3 separate regions of the Homo sapiens genome follow, and all the other regions are linked to region 1. Evidence: read pairs that join two places in POLR2A ChIA-PET (ENCODE). Cell type or tissue: OCI-LY7. All regions are shown on one strand.

Region 1 (4,000 bases):
TAAGTCTGTCTATCCCCCAAAGACTTTGACATCTCTGCCACAAAAACTAAAGAATGTTTGGCTGGACAGAACATCTCATCTGGGATACTGATGCTTCTCGTCTAGGAGAAGTCACTTCACCCCAACTCATTTGAGTTTAGGGCTGGGAGTAGATGGTGGCCCTCAGCAGAGCTCAGGTTTGCTGACATCTGTTACAGTGCACCAGGCAGTTTACATACATCATCTAATTACCTCAACAACAGTCCTGCAAAGGAGAAATGATTAGCCTACAATTTCAGACAAGGAGACTGGGCTACAGAGACAATAAGCATTTTCCCAAAGTCACACTGCTATGAAGGTGTATTTTCAGGGCCGCAGCTGGTCTATACACCTTCATGTACATTAGATTACAAAGTCAGCTCCTACTCCTTCCCCCTTACTCCTAGGGAAGTAAATGTTGAATGAAACCAAGCTCTACAGAGGCTTGACTGGCAGAGTGTAGGCTGGATTTCAACCTGCCGACTGAAATCCGTGCATGGAGGCTTGACCCTAGGTTGGTCTGACTCCAAAAGCTTGTTCCATTTCTGGTACATCCCATTGTTTTAGACTAGTCCTCACAAACTTTTATGGTTCCACACCATTCAGTTGAGACAAAAGACTGTAATGGTCCACCCATTTCAACCTTCCATGGAAGAGCAACTAGATAGTAACAAGAAGAGGTTGTTTACATGTAGATGTTTTATTTAGCTGTAGCTGTGGTTAACCACGATGCATACTAGGTCATGAAATCTGTTTATTAGGAAAAAAAGTAAGTCAAAGTCGTGATGCCAAGTGTTTTCACAGCCGGACCTCTTAGGAGAGGACAAAATAGAGTTCTGTGCATCCTCAAGTATGGTGCTAATTTTGTTTATAAATTCCTAGTAAGAAGACCTGAGTGGTACATAAAAATGGAAGTCGGTGAAGGAGTTGCATTTTTTAATTAGCTCACAGCCACCAGAGACCTCACTTTGAAAACCACTTCCTTAAACAAAAACAAAAGTCAGACCACACTGACTTTCTTTGAATTCCCAGTAGAAATCCTAGTATGGGAATATTCGGGAGCGTTTATTACCGAGTACATAGATGAGCTGTTCCCCATTCTTTCCAGATGTAGACACTTTTCTGAGCTGTGTCCACATGACAATGGCTTGTCGAGGCACACAAACCACAGGCACAGATCTGAAATGATGGCAGCCCACTCGCTTATAGAGAAAGAGACAACCCGAATGTAGAACCGGAAGGAGCCATGAGAACTGGAATCGGATTATCCCATAAGAAATGATAAAACGGTTGTTATAGCCGTGCCAGAAATATGACCAACTAGAAAGAGTGGGGACAAATGACTTGATGGAAGTTTTAGGGGAAAAAAAAATAGATTCCACGTGTCTTAAATCCAGATATTGTTCTCAAAAGACCATGTTTAATAGCTGAGTGAAGCAAAGAACAAAATAATGCCCTTCAGGGAGAAATAGAGAACCTGAAACCAATAACAGCCTCCTCTACATTTATGGCTTTTCCTGACTGAGCAGCTATTGGCTCAAACTTAATGGAGTTAAGGCATTTATTACCACATTTTCTTTTTACCTGGATTCTTGTTGGCCTCCTTAGCTAATTTTTTTTAGTTCAGTACCTGTCCTTCAGGCTATCTTTCCATAAAAAAGGCAGCAAAATGATGAACTTTTCTGCATTGTTCTGGGCAAAGAAATGACCACTTCATTTGCTTTTCGGAGAGGGGATCCTGTTTTTCTTTTTGTACAGTCCTCACTCTGACCAAGAGCGTGCAGCACCTGGATCTGGTGATTCAGATGTTCTGTGACCCCAGCTTCAGTCCTCAAGGATTCCTTTCTATTTGGACTGAGGGCCGTGGGTGTCTTTTCAGTGATGAGACTGAAAAGCAAAAACTCATTCTCAGTTTGCTGCTCTTGGTGTTCCTCTGGTTGCATTTTCCAACTCCGTCTGTGACCCAGCTGTGTTCTCAACAATACCTCAACTTGATGGGGCTTGGCACTTGTTTCTTTTCGTCAATGGTGTGTTATGAATAAAGCTTGTAAAAGCTGCTTCCTTGGAAACTGTTAACATGGTCTCATCCCACAGGCCAAGTTTTGCAGCCCTTTGCTATCCTTATCTATAGTAGACCAACTCAAAGTTCCTAACTGCCTTTTATAAAAGAGCTTGGAACTCCATGGTTCCTGGCAATGAGTGCAAAAATTTGACATTTCTATTAGCAAGAAAATATGAGAAAATATTTCTTGTTTTACCTTGCCCCTTCCCCTGAATTCCTGTCTTACCAAAGGAAAAAAAAAAAAAAAGAGTTAAAATCTAATGCATCTCAACTAATGTGGGCAACTAGCAGTTTTGCTTTTTTAGCCAAAGAACTCTACCCCCACTGCTGCCCATTAAGTAGTAAACAGGCCAAATAAGGAAATGATTAATCTTGCCAAGTTCACTCACCATAATTTGGTTGGCAAGCTTTAGCGAACATGGTATAATAGAATTTCAACACTGGAAGAGATTTGAAAAGTCATATAGTCCAACCATCCAACGGATGCTTAAATGTCGTCCTCTGTGCAGCAGTGGCTCTGAATCCTGGCTGCACATCACAACATCACAATAACTGCAAACACTTGTTCAAAATAAAAGTCATTGGGCCTCACTTCCGTGAGATTCTGATATAGTAGGCCTGGGATGGACCTGCTTATTTTGAATAACACCCAGGCGAATTGATGTAGCCACTCCACAGAACAGTGCTGCAGCCTTTGGGGAACAGGCCAAGTATCAAAAGCCTTTGCTTGGTCTTCTGCAGCACCTGGTCCTCACTATCTTCCAAAGTATCCGAATTTGGGCAGCTCTGACTGTTGACAAAATGTGTCCTCAGTCTCCGTGGAAATATTTCTCCTTACAACTTCTACCTATTGACTCTACTGCTACCCCTTGGAATGACACAGAGCCAGTCTAACCACCGGTGAGCCTTCAGGTATTGGAAGATGGCACTCATGGATCTCTTCTGAGATCTCCTCTCCAAACCCAACATCTTCCTACTCTGTAAGAGCTCCCTTATGGCTGGTTCTGACCTTTTTCCCCAGTGGATTTCCTCTCCTGAGGATGGATCTGACTTCGGGATTTTAAATTCAGTAAATCTAAATTCTAATGCAAGCTCTTCCTCTTACTAGCTGTATGGTTTGGGGCATGATAGTCAGCTTTTATGACCCTCCACTTAGTCATCTGTAAAGTGGAGATGATGCTACTGATTGCAGGGTTGATTGTGGGGCCAGCACAGAGCCTGTCACACAGCAGTTCCCCAGGTCAGTCTCCTTCCACCAAGTAGATATGTGAAAATATTATATATGTGGCTCACATTACATTTCTATTCAATAATGCTAATCAAAACATTATATTCCAAGAGAAAGTTGCTGTCCAAGACAGAGTCAGAGCAGAAATCTCATGGAAGTCTTTGGAATTTCTGACAAAATTTCAGGGAGTGTGGAACAAGGGTTGAGCTGGTCATACCTACGCCAGTGATTCTTTTGTTTTTGTTGTTTTTTTTTTTTTTTTTTTTTTTTTTTTTTGAGACAGAGTCTAGCTCTGTCACCCAGGCTGGAGTGTAGTGGCACTATGTTGGCTCACTGCAACCTCTGCCTCCTGCATTCAAACGATTCTCCTGCCTCGCCTCCTAAGTAGCTGGGATTACAGGCACCCGGCTAATTTTCGTATTGTTAGTAGAGATGGGGTTTCACCATGTTGGCCAGGCTGGTCTTGAACTCCTGACCTCAAGTGATCCGCCTGCCTCGGCCTTCCAAAATGCAGGGATTACAGGCGTGAGCCACCTCGCCCAGCCGCCAGTGGTTCTTAAACCCTGTTGTATGTTAAAATCACTTGGGAAATTTATAGAAATCCTAATGTGGCGCTCCATTTCAATCAGAATCTCTAGGGGTGGGACCCAGTAGTTTTAAAACTTCCAAGGGGATTCTGATGCAGGTAGGGT
Region 2 (4,000 bases), 180 kb after region 1:
TATGGTTGGGATAGAACATGGGTCTTCTGATTCTTAACCATTGTACACTCTCTACCGTGTCCCTCAGGGGCATGTGAAAGTAAATGACATATGACAGACAGAATCATGCCCAGGAATCTATTCATTCTGCACACTATGATTGATCTAGTTTATGTTCTCTTTGTGCTAGATGGTGGCATCACTCATGATGAAGAAGATAAAGCTCTTGTTAAGTAGTTTATGGTCTATCATGAAAAGATGGGCAATTTGGGAAATCTGTGGCTTGTTAACTTGTTTGGCATATTGAGTAACATGGCAGGTTCTGGAGCCAGACTGAGTTAAAATCCTAGCTCTCACATAATAGCTATGTAATTTGGGGAAGGAACATAAATCTCTACTCTGTTTCCTTATCTGTAAGATAGGGATAATAATGCCTACCTCATAGAGTTTTTAGGATTTAGAAATGTATATAAAGCACTTGGAACAGTGCCTGGCTCACAGTAAGCACTAACACTAACAAAAAAGTTATACTATTATTTTCACCTCAGTTATACAGGTGAGGAAGTTGAAACATAAAAAAGTTAAGTAACTTGCCTGTGATCATAAAGCTAGAAAGTTTGGGAGCCAGAATTAAAATACAGGAGTCTGAGTGCTCTGTTTAGATTTAGGACCTGAGCCAGGGAGTGTGTTCCAAACCCAGCACTAATACTTGAGAAGCTCTCAAAACTGTAAGTATCCCCAGGATACTGGTGTCTCAAAAAGATAGTAATGTGTTAACTGTAAGCTATTTAGTGATACATTTGCTTTCTTCTGCAGAGAGGAGGGACTGAATTTTGGGACTGTTGCCTGCACCATCCCAGTCCAACTTGCTATGTGTTTTTATTTTTAGCCATTGGCTGATTCCAATTTGAAATTCAGAGGATTTGTGATATATTATGTGATATGTTTTAAAAATTACTAGCTCCTTGCTGCATTTTATAAAGCGTTGGAGATAGTTTTTCTTTGGTTGGCTGATTGGTTTTGGTGTTTTGTTTTTTAGAGGACTAGCCTACACCTGGTTTGAGTAAGAAAGTTTTGTTTGAGAAGCAGCGTTTTTACCACCTTCAATCTTTTGAGGAACTTTTGGCATGTGGAAAATTAAATACTACAAACTTTCAATAGAAGGTAGACAGGTAATATGGAGAACTGAGAATTAGAAATCTTGACCATGCTGTTGGGAATTTCCCTTTTCTTTCTGCTTGTCCACTAATCTGCATTGCTTATTAAAACAGGTTGATACTTTTAAGGCTCTGCAAAGAAGTTCTTTTCATTGGTTAGTATCTAATAAGTGATAGCTGGTACAGGACTTTAAAAATATATAATAGGGGTTTATTTTCTTTATTTTTATTATTTATTTTATTTTTTTTTGAGACAAGGTCTTGTTCTGTTGCCCAGGCTATAGTGCAGTGGCACAATTACAGCCTACTGCAGTCTCAGCCTCCCGGGCTCAAGTAATCCTCCTACCTCAGCCTCCTAAGTAGCTGGGACTATAAACGTGAGCCACCACACCTGGTTAATTTTTGAACTTCTTGGTAGAAAATGTTTCGCCATGTTGCCCAAGCTAGTCTTGAACTTCTGGGCTCAAGTGATCCTCCCTCCTAGGCCTTCCAAAGTGCTGGGATTACAGGCATGAACCACCATGCCTGGACTAGCGGTTTCTTTTAAACAGCATATAATTGGGACTTGCTTGTTTTTCCAATCTGACAATCTTTGCTTTTAAATTGGAATGGTTAGACCATTAACATTTAATGTTATTGTTGACATGATTGGATTTATTTATTTATTTTTATTTTTTGAGATGGAGTCTTACCCTGTCACCCAGGCCGGAGTGCAGTGGCCTGATCTCAGCTCACTGCAACCTCCGCCCTGCAGGGTTCAGGAGATTTCTCCTGCCTCAGCCTCCTAAGTAGCTGGGATTACAGGCATGCACCAGCACTCCTGGCTAAATTTTGTATTTTTAGTAGAAATGGAGTTTCACCATGTTGGCCAGGCTGTTCGCAAACTCCTGAGCTGAAGGGATCTGCCTGCCTCGGCCTCCCAGAGTGCCGGGATTACAGGTGTGAGCCACTACCGTGCCAGGCCTGATATAATTAGATTTAAATTAATTTTCAATTTATCCTATTTGTATTTCCTTTTTTCATGCTTGCTTTTGGGTTGAGTTTTTTTTTTTTTAATGATACTATATTAATTAATTTCTCTTCTGTATTACCAGCTATAACTTTTTTTGTTTGTTTTTTAGTGGTTGCTTTAGAATACATCTTTATAGAATACATCTTTAGCTTATCACAGACTACGTTCACGTGATAATTATACCCCTTCACCCACAGCGACCCCTCAACAATCCCTCTCCCAGCATTAGTGCTGTTATTGTCATATATTTTATTCTGCATGTTATAAACCCCAAAATATATTGTTACTATTTTTGCTTTAAACATTATCTTTTAAGAGATTTAAAAAATAATTTAGCCGGGTGCGGTGGCTCATGCCTGTAATCCCAGCACTTTGGGAGGCTGAGGCGGGTGGATCACGAGGTCAGGAGATCGAGACCATCCTGGCTAACACGGTGAAACCCTGTCTCTACTAAAAATACAAAAAAATTAGCCGGGCATGGTGACATGCGCATGTAGTCTCAGCTACTTGGGAGGCTGAGGTAGGAGAATCACTTGAACCCAAGAGGCAGAGGTTGCAGTGAGCCAAGATCACTCCACTGTACTCCAGCCTTGGCAACAGAGAGAGAGTCTGTCTCAAAAAAAGAAAATAATAATAATAATAATAATAATTTAAAATTTTATATTTTCCACACATTTATTACCATTTCTGGTGTTCTTTTTTTCTTTGTATAGTTTCAGATATTCACTCACTGACATCTCCTTCTGCCTGAGAGACTTCCTTTAACATTTCTTGCAGTCAGGTCTGCTGGTGACAAATTCTTTGTTTTATTATGTCTGAAAAAAATCTTTGTCTTTTTTTTTGGAAATGTTCCTGTTGGATATAGGATTTTAGGCTGACAGTTTTGTTTTTTACTTAAAGATGCTATGTAACTGTCTTCTGACTTGCATTGTTTCCAGTGAGAACTCTGTAATCCTTAGTTTGTTTCTCCATATAATGTGTCATCTTTTTGTCTGGCTACTTTTAAGAATTACTCTTTATCACTGGTTTTACACAGTTAGATTATGATATACCTTTTGATGTAGTTTTTTTATTTTTTGTATTTCTTGTGCTTGGTGTTTGTTCAGTTTCTTGGCTCTATGAGCTTATAGTTTCATCATATTTGGAAAGAAAGTTTGTTTTCTGTGTTTCATTTGAATAATTTTTATGGCTGACTTCAAGTTTCTTATTTTTCCTTTGCATAGTCTAACATGCTGTTAATTTCAGTATATGTTTAATCTCAGTTGTTGTATTTCTTCATATCTGGAAGTTTGATTTGGATCTTTTTATAATTTCTATGAGTCCACTTACCATGGTCAGGTATTTATCATTTTAAATTTATGATTACAGTTATAACAAGCGTTTACTGTCTTTTTGTCCACTAATTTCATTATCTGGGTCATTTCTGGATCAGTTTCTATTGATTGGTTTTTTACCTTATATTTTCAAGCCCCTGCACATGCGTGATAATTTTTTGTTGGATACCAAACATTGTGAATTTTGCCTTTTTGAGTGCTGCCTTTTTGTATTCTTAAAAATATTCTTGAGCTTTGTCGTAAGGTGCAGTTAAGTTGGAACTTAGTCTGATCCTTTTGAGGCCTGCTTTTAAGCTTTTAAGGCCTCCTTTTGAAGCCTGCTTTTGAGAGTGACCAGAACAGCTATTAAGGCTAATTTTTACCATTCACTGAGGCATCACCATTCTGAGTATTCTGCTGGATGGCCCATAAGTTACCAGGGTCTTTTTCTTTCTGACTAATGGCAATGCAAACTATTCTCAGCCCTGTGCGAGCTCTGGGGAGTGTTCTCTCTGTTCTCTGGTGATTCTTTCCCTGGC
Region 3 (4,000 bases), 230 kb before region 1:
ACCCAGTTGTTTATTCATACAGAAAATAATTATTGAATGTCAGTTTCTGTATGCCAGGCACTGTTTCAGGCACCTAGGATACTGTGGTGGACCAAAATCTTATACTCATATCTTTTCTCCCAAGTGAATTTTGCTATATCATTATTGTGCTCCTCTATAAAGAATTAGAATAACTTCATAATAATAAAAAATTATAAGTTGACTCCATTAAAAAAAAGCTGAAAAACAGCTGATTAAATCCTATTGTATGTAAAACTGAATTTTGTTTTATGCGTGCTTCTAGATAAATAGTGATAGAGTTCTTGAGTGTTTTAATGAAGTGTTTTAATGCAGGTGAATGCTTTGGACTGATGTCAACAGTGAATGTTAATGATTTTTGAGCATGGTTGGCACTATGAATTGGTTGTTTTTAATTTTTTGAAACTAAGTACATTGACGCAGATTTATATGATCTGATGATATCTTATTGGCTATGATTAACCAGAATATGTGATATTTAAACGTTGAAAATGCATTAAAGGATCAAGAAAACAGCTTGTCTTTATGACTTTTTTTTTTTAAGTTTTAAAAACACTGAGCCAAATTTTGGATTTAACATTCCCAAGCTATGGCCTAAGAGAAAGACAAATTTAACAGAATGAGAGTAAATGAAGGGCTGGCCCATCAGTGATCTCTTTTTATAAATTTACAACTTCCAAGAAAAGCTAACTAATAGAAGTATATCATGTCTTGCTTTTTCACAAGATGTAAAATACGGGAATACATGTAGACTAAGAATGGTAAATTTTTAAGTTACCTCGTTTGTAAGGGAAAAAAGATTCCCCTTTTTTCTCATTTACATTTAAAATAAATCCTCAATATTATATGGAACTATTTATAATATAGTGAAACCCATTTTATTTGAACATACAAATATAAAAATTTCTGGTAGTCTGCAGCTAATATGCACTGTCTGAAGCTAATAGGTTGTGCAGAATACTGCTGCTATTTGAGTAAAAGTTAATGCTTTTGAGACCAGCTAATACACTTAACTACACTGTATGAGCTGTGGGTGTTCCGCTTATTTTTATTACAGGCTTTATTACTGTGCAATTTTGTTGTACATTAACAATCATCCACTTTAAACTAGTGCTTAAATACTTATTGAATGTGGTAGCCAAAGAGCAAAAAAAAGATCTCAATGTAACATCCAATTGCTTACTAACATAACCTGGATTGTGATTTATCTCTAATTTTATGACAGTAATATTTCAGTATCAAACTAGAATTCTGAAGAGAATAAAGTTTGCATCCCCCAAATGACACAATTGTGCATTAGCTCTACTTAACTAGACAAAATTTAAAGGCAAAAAATTCTTGGTACGAAACAGATACTCCCAAAATGATCACCCTATGTGTGTCCAAAGGAGTTCTCACTATATTGTGTAAGTCTTCTTCCCTCCATTATTTAAATAGTTATAAATTTTCATTTTATTATGTGTATATTAGACTATATATTTTATAATTTTCCTCTCTGTAAATGTACAAATATGCAAACTTGTATAAATTAGGTAATTGCATAAAAATTGAAAGGCATAAAGATGTACTACTGAGTTCAGGAAACAGTTGGATTGGGGGTGTGTTTAATAAGTAGCACAATTAAGATGTGAGAAGGAAAAACTGAAGAAAAGGAAATTCTCTCAGTGTAATGCTTTATTAGCTCCAATTTTCCCCTTGTCTCTTATCTGAAGCAAGTGATTTTTTTCCATTTGCTTAAAAATAAAGCATTTGCGCACAGAATGTTAGCTCATTAAAAAGACCTTTATTGCCATAAATCGCTGCATCATTTGCATATCCAGATTCACAGAATCAAATTACAGTTCAACCAAGTATTTAGTATCTGGAAAGCAGTCTTGGTTTCATGTCTACTTATTTTCCCAAAACTCTTGTTAATTCTCCTTATAGTTGTTTTCTTAGTGGCTGAAATTAAGTGATGTCTAGTAAATAAGCCAGATTGCTTCTTAAATAAAATCTGGCCTGTTATTTATGTCCCCACCTATTGTTTCAAACTCTATAATTTGAACTTACACACTTGAAATCAATAGTAATAGTTATGGTGATAGGGACAGGTGATGGGATAAGGATTTTATTAGTAGAATCAGTCATGAGTCTAAAACTGCACTGCTAGATACAACACACAATAATAACTGCTAGAGATAATACTTAACCGTAACCTGCAGAGTAAATATTCTTAATCCTAGTTTACAGAATAAAAAGCTTGGAGATAAAAGTTAAGTTACTTGGTGTGAGGTCTGATTCACACAGCCAGTAAGTGGTGGTTTTGGTCACTTCCTCCTCACCCCTTTGACAAGGGAAGGATTCCTGCCATAGGGTTATGAGGATGGCTGAACACGTCAGTTGGGCTCAGCAGCAGTTAGTTACCTATGTTCACAGCTAAGGCAAAGAGGACCCTGTGCCTCAAGTGGGGTCACGTGGAGTTGCACTTGGGAACAGAGTAAACAACTAGGAGCTATGGGAGGCAGGCTTTGTAGTATCAAGAGGGTGGGGGTATCCCCTGGTTCCCATGGAAGGATGTGATTGGCTTGTTTGAATAATTCCTCAAGCTGACAAGAAACTGAAACCTACTATTCAAGGATAAGGAAGAACTGCATCTGGCCCCTTTGGTAAGGTGGATGGTTTCGCTAGGGGCCTTTATTCATGAGAGCAGAGTGGAGAGGGGAACGTATGGGTTACGTCGGTGGTCCCCAACCTTTTTGGCACCAAGGTCTGGTTTTGTGGAAGACAGTTATTCCACGGCAGGGGCGGGGCAGGCTGGTTTGGGGATGAAACTCTTCTGCCTCAGATCATCAAGCGTTAGTTAGATTCTCATAAGGAGCGCACAGTCTAGATACCTCGCACGCACAGTTCACAATAGGATCCCCACTGCTATGAGGATCTAATGCCACTGCTGATCTGACAGAGGTGGAACTCAGGCAACAATGCTTGCTCCCCAGCCGCTCACCTCCTGCTGTGCGGCCCAGTTCCTAACAGGCTACAGACTGTTAGCAGTCTGTGGCCCAGGGTTTGGGGATCCCTGGGTTAGATCATTCAAGGCCTTCCCGATTTTACCAGGTGTCAAAGCGGCACATGATATTGAACCTTAATTTTAGGTGTTATACCACAGTGGCTAAACTAGAGTTCTGATTGTGAACTTTCATGACTCCAGTGCCCAGGTTCATTCTGCTGTTCCATGATATTTTTCTTCTTGCCAGAATGACATGTTAACATTTCGTTAGTAATTGAGTACTTTGCTTTCACTGGGCATTTCTTAGTCCTGCGTTCTTCAGAATTCGTACACTGTAGCATCTGTTGTATTCTCATAGAAAACTGGAGCGCTCTCATTTAGAAGACATTTGAAGATTTGTTTTCCTTTAAAGGAAAATCTGAGTATAAGTTCTAATTATATCTTGATTTACAGAAGATTTTTTTTTTTTCCTATTCTCAAAGCTGCAGTGAGCTGCGATTGAGCCGCTACACTCCAACCTTGGTGACAGGGCAAGATGCTGTCCCAAAAAACAAAAACAAAAACTATACTCCCTCCCCAAAACAAAATCTTATTTTTCCATGTTCCATCTTATTTTTATTAGAACGTCTTAAGTTCCCCCTCTGCAGCCATGAAACTGGCATACCACAGGTCTGGAATGCCTCTCTGTCTCTCCATTTGTATCTCCGACATTAGACCATTTCAGCCACTCCTGCATGCAGTTACACCCACCTCATTTTTATCACAGTTAGGGAATGTTTCACAGAGTATTTTGCATAATACTATGAGCTGGGTGCTACAAGACATTTAAAAAATAATAGCTGGTTTCTGCCATTGACACTCTCACTGTGGAGAACAAGACATAAGAGTTGTGTAGTGTAAAGGTAAATCAGTACACATAGAACCCAGACTCCTAACCCAGGCCCACAGGCCATACGTGAGCTGGCCCCTGCCTGCTTCTGGAGGCTCATCTCTTGT

Evidence for each region. ChIA-PET counts read pairs that join two places held together with the same protein. Peaks named below come from ENCODE experiments on the same cell type or tissue, not always from the same donor. Only the 100,000 strongest peaks of a DNase experiment are listed, where the experiment ranks them.
Region 2: POLR2A ChIA-PET joins it to region 1 with 5 read pairs; 2 of 35 experiments call an interaction of 5 or more read pairs at or near these places.
Region 3: POLR2A ChIA-PET joins it to region 1 with 7 read pairs; 3 of 35 experiments call an interaction of 5 or more read pairs at or near these places.

Annotation. Positions count from the first base shown.
Region 1 is chr3:23,661,397-23,665,396 of GRCh38, forward strand. No RefSeq gene overlaps it. Among named protein-coding and RNA genes, the nearest start is that of UBE2E1, 140 kb to the right of the region's middle. In OCI-LY7, no CTCF peak of the experiment used is centred here; no DNase peak of the experiment used is centred here; H3K4me3 peaks cover 601 bases; H3K27ac peaks cover 1,130 bases.
Region 2 is chr3:23,836,700-23,840,699 of GRCh38, forward strand. All of the region lies in intron 3 of UBE2E1 (ubiquitin conjugating enzyme E2 E1), which reads left to right. Among named protein-coding and RNA genes, the nearest start is that of UBE2E1-AS1, 32 kb to the left of the region's middle. In OCI-LY7, no CTCF peak of the experiment used is centred here; no DNase peak of the experiment used is centred here.
Region 3 is chr3:23,433,104-23,437,103 of GRCh38, forward strand. All of the region lies in intron 3 of UBE2E2 (ubiquitin conjugating enzyme E2 E2), which reads left to right. Among named protein-coding and RNA genes, the nearest start is that of UBE2E2, 230 kb to the left of the region's middle. In OCI-LY7, a CTCF peak has its summit at 2,415; a DNase peak (open chromatin) is centred at 2,388; H3K4me3 peaks cover 258 bases; H3K27ac peaks cover 1,124 bases.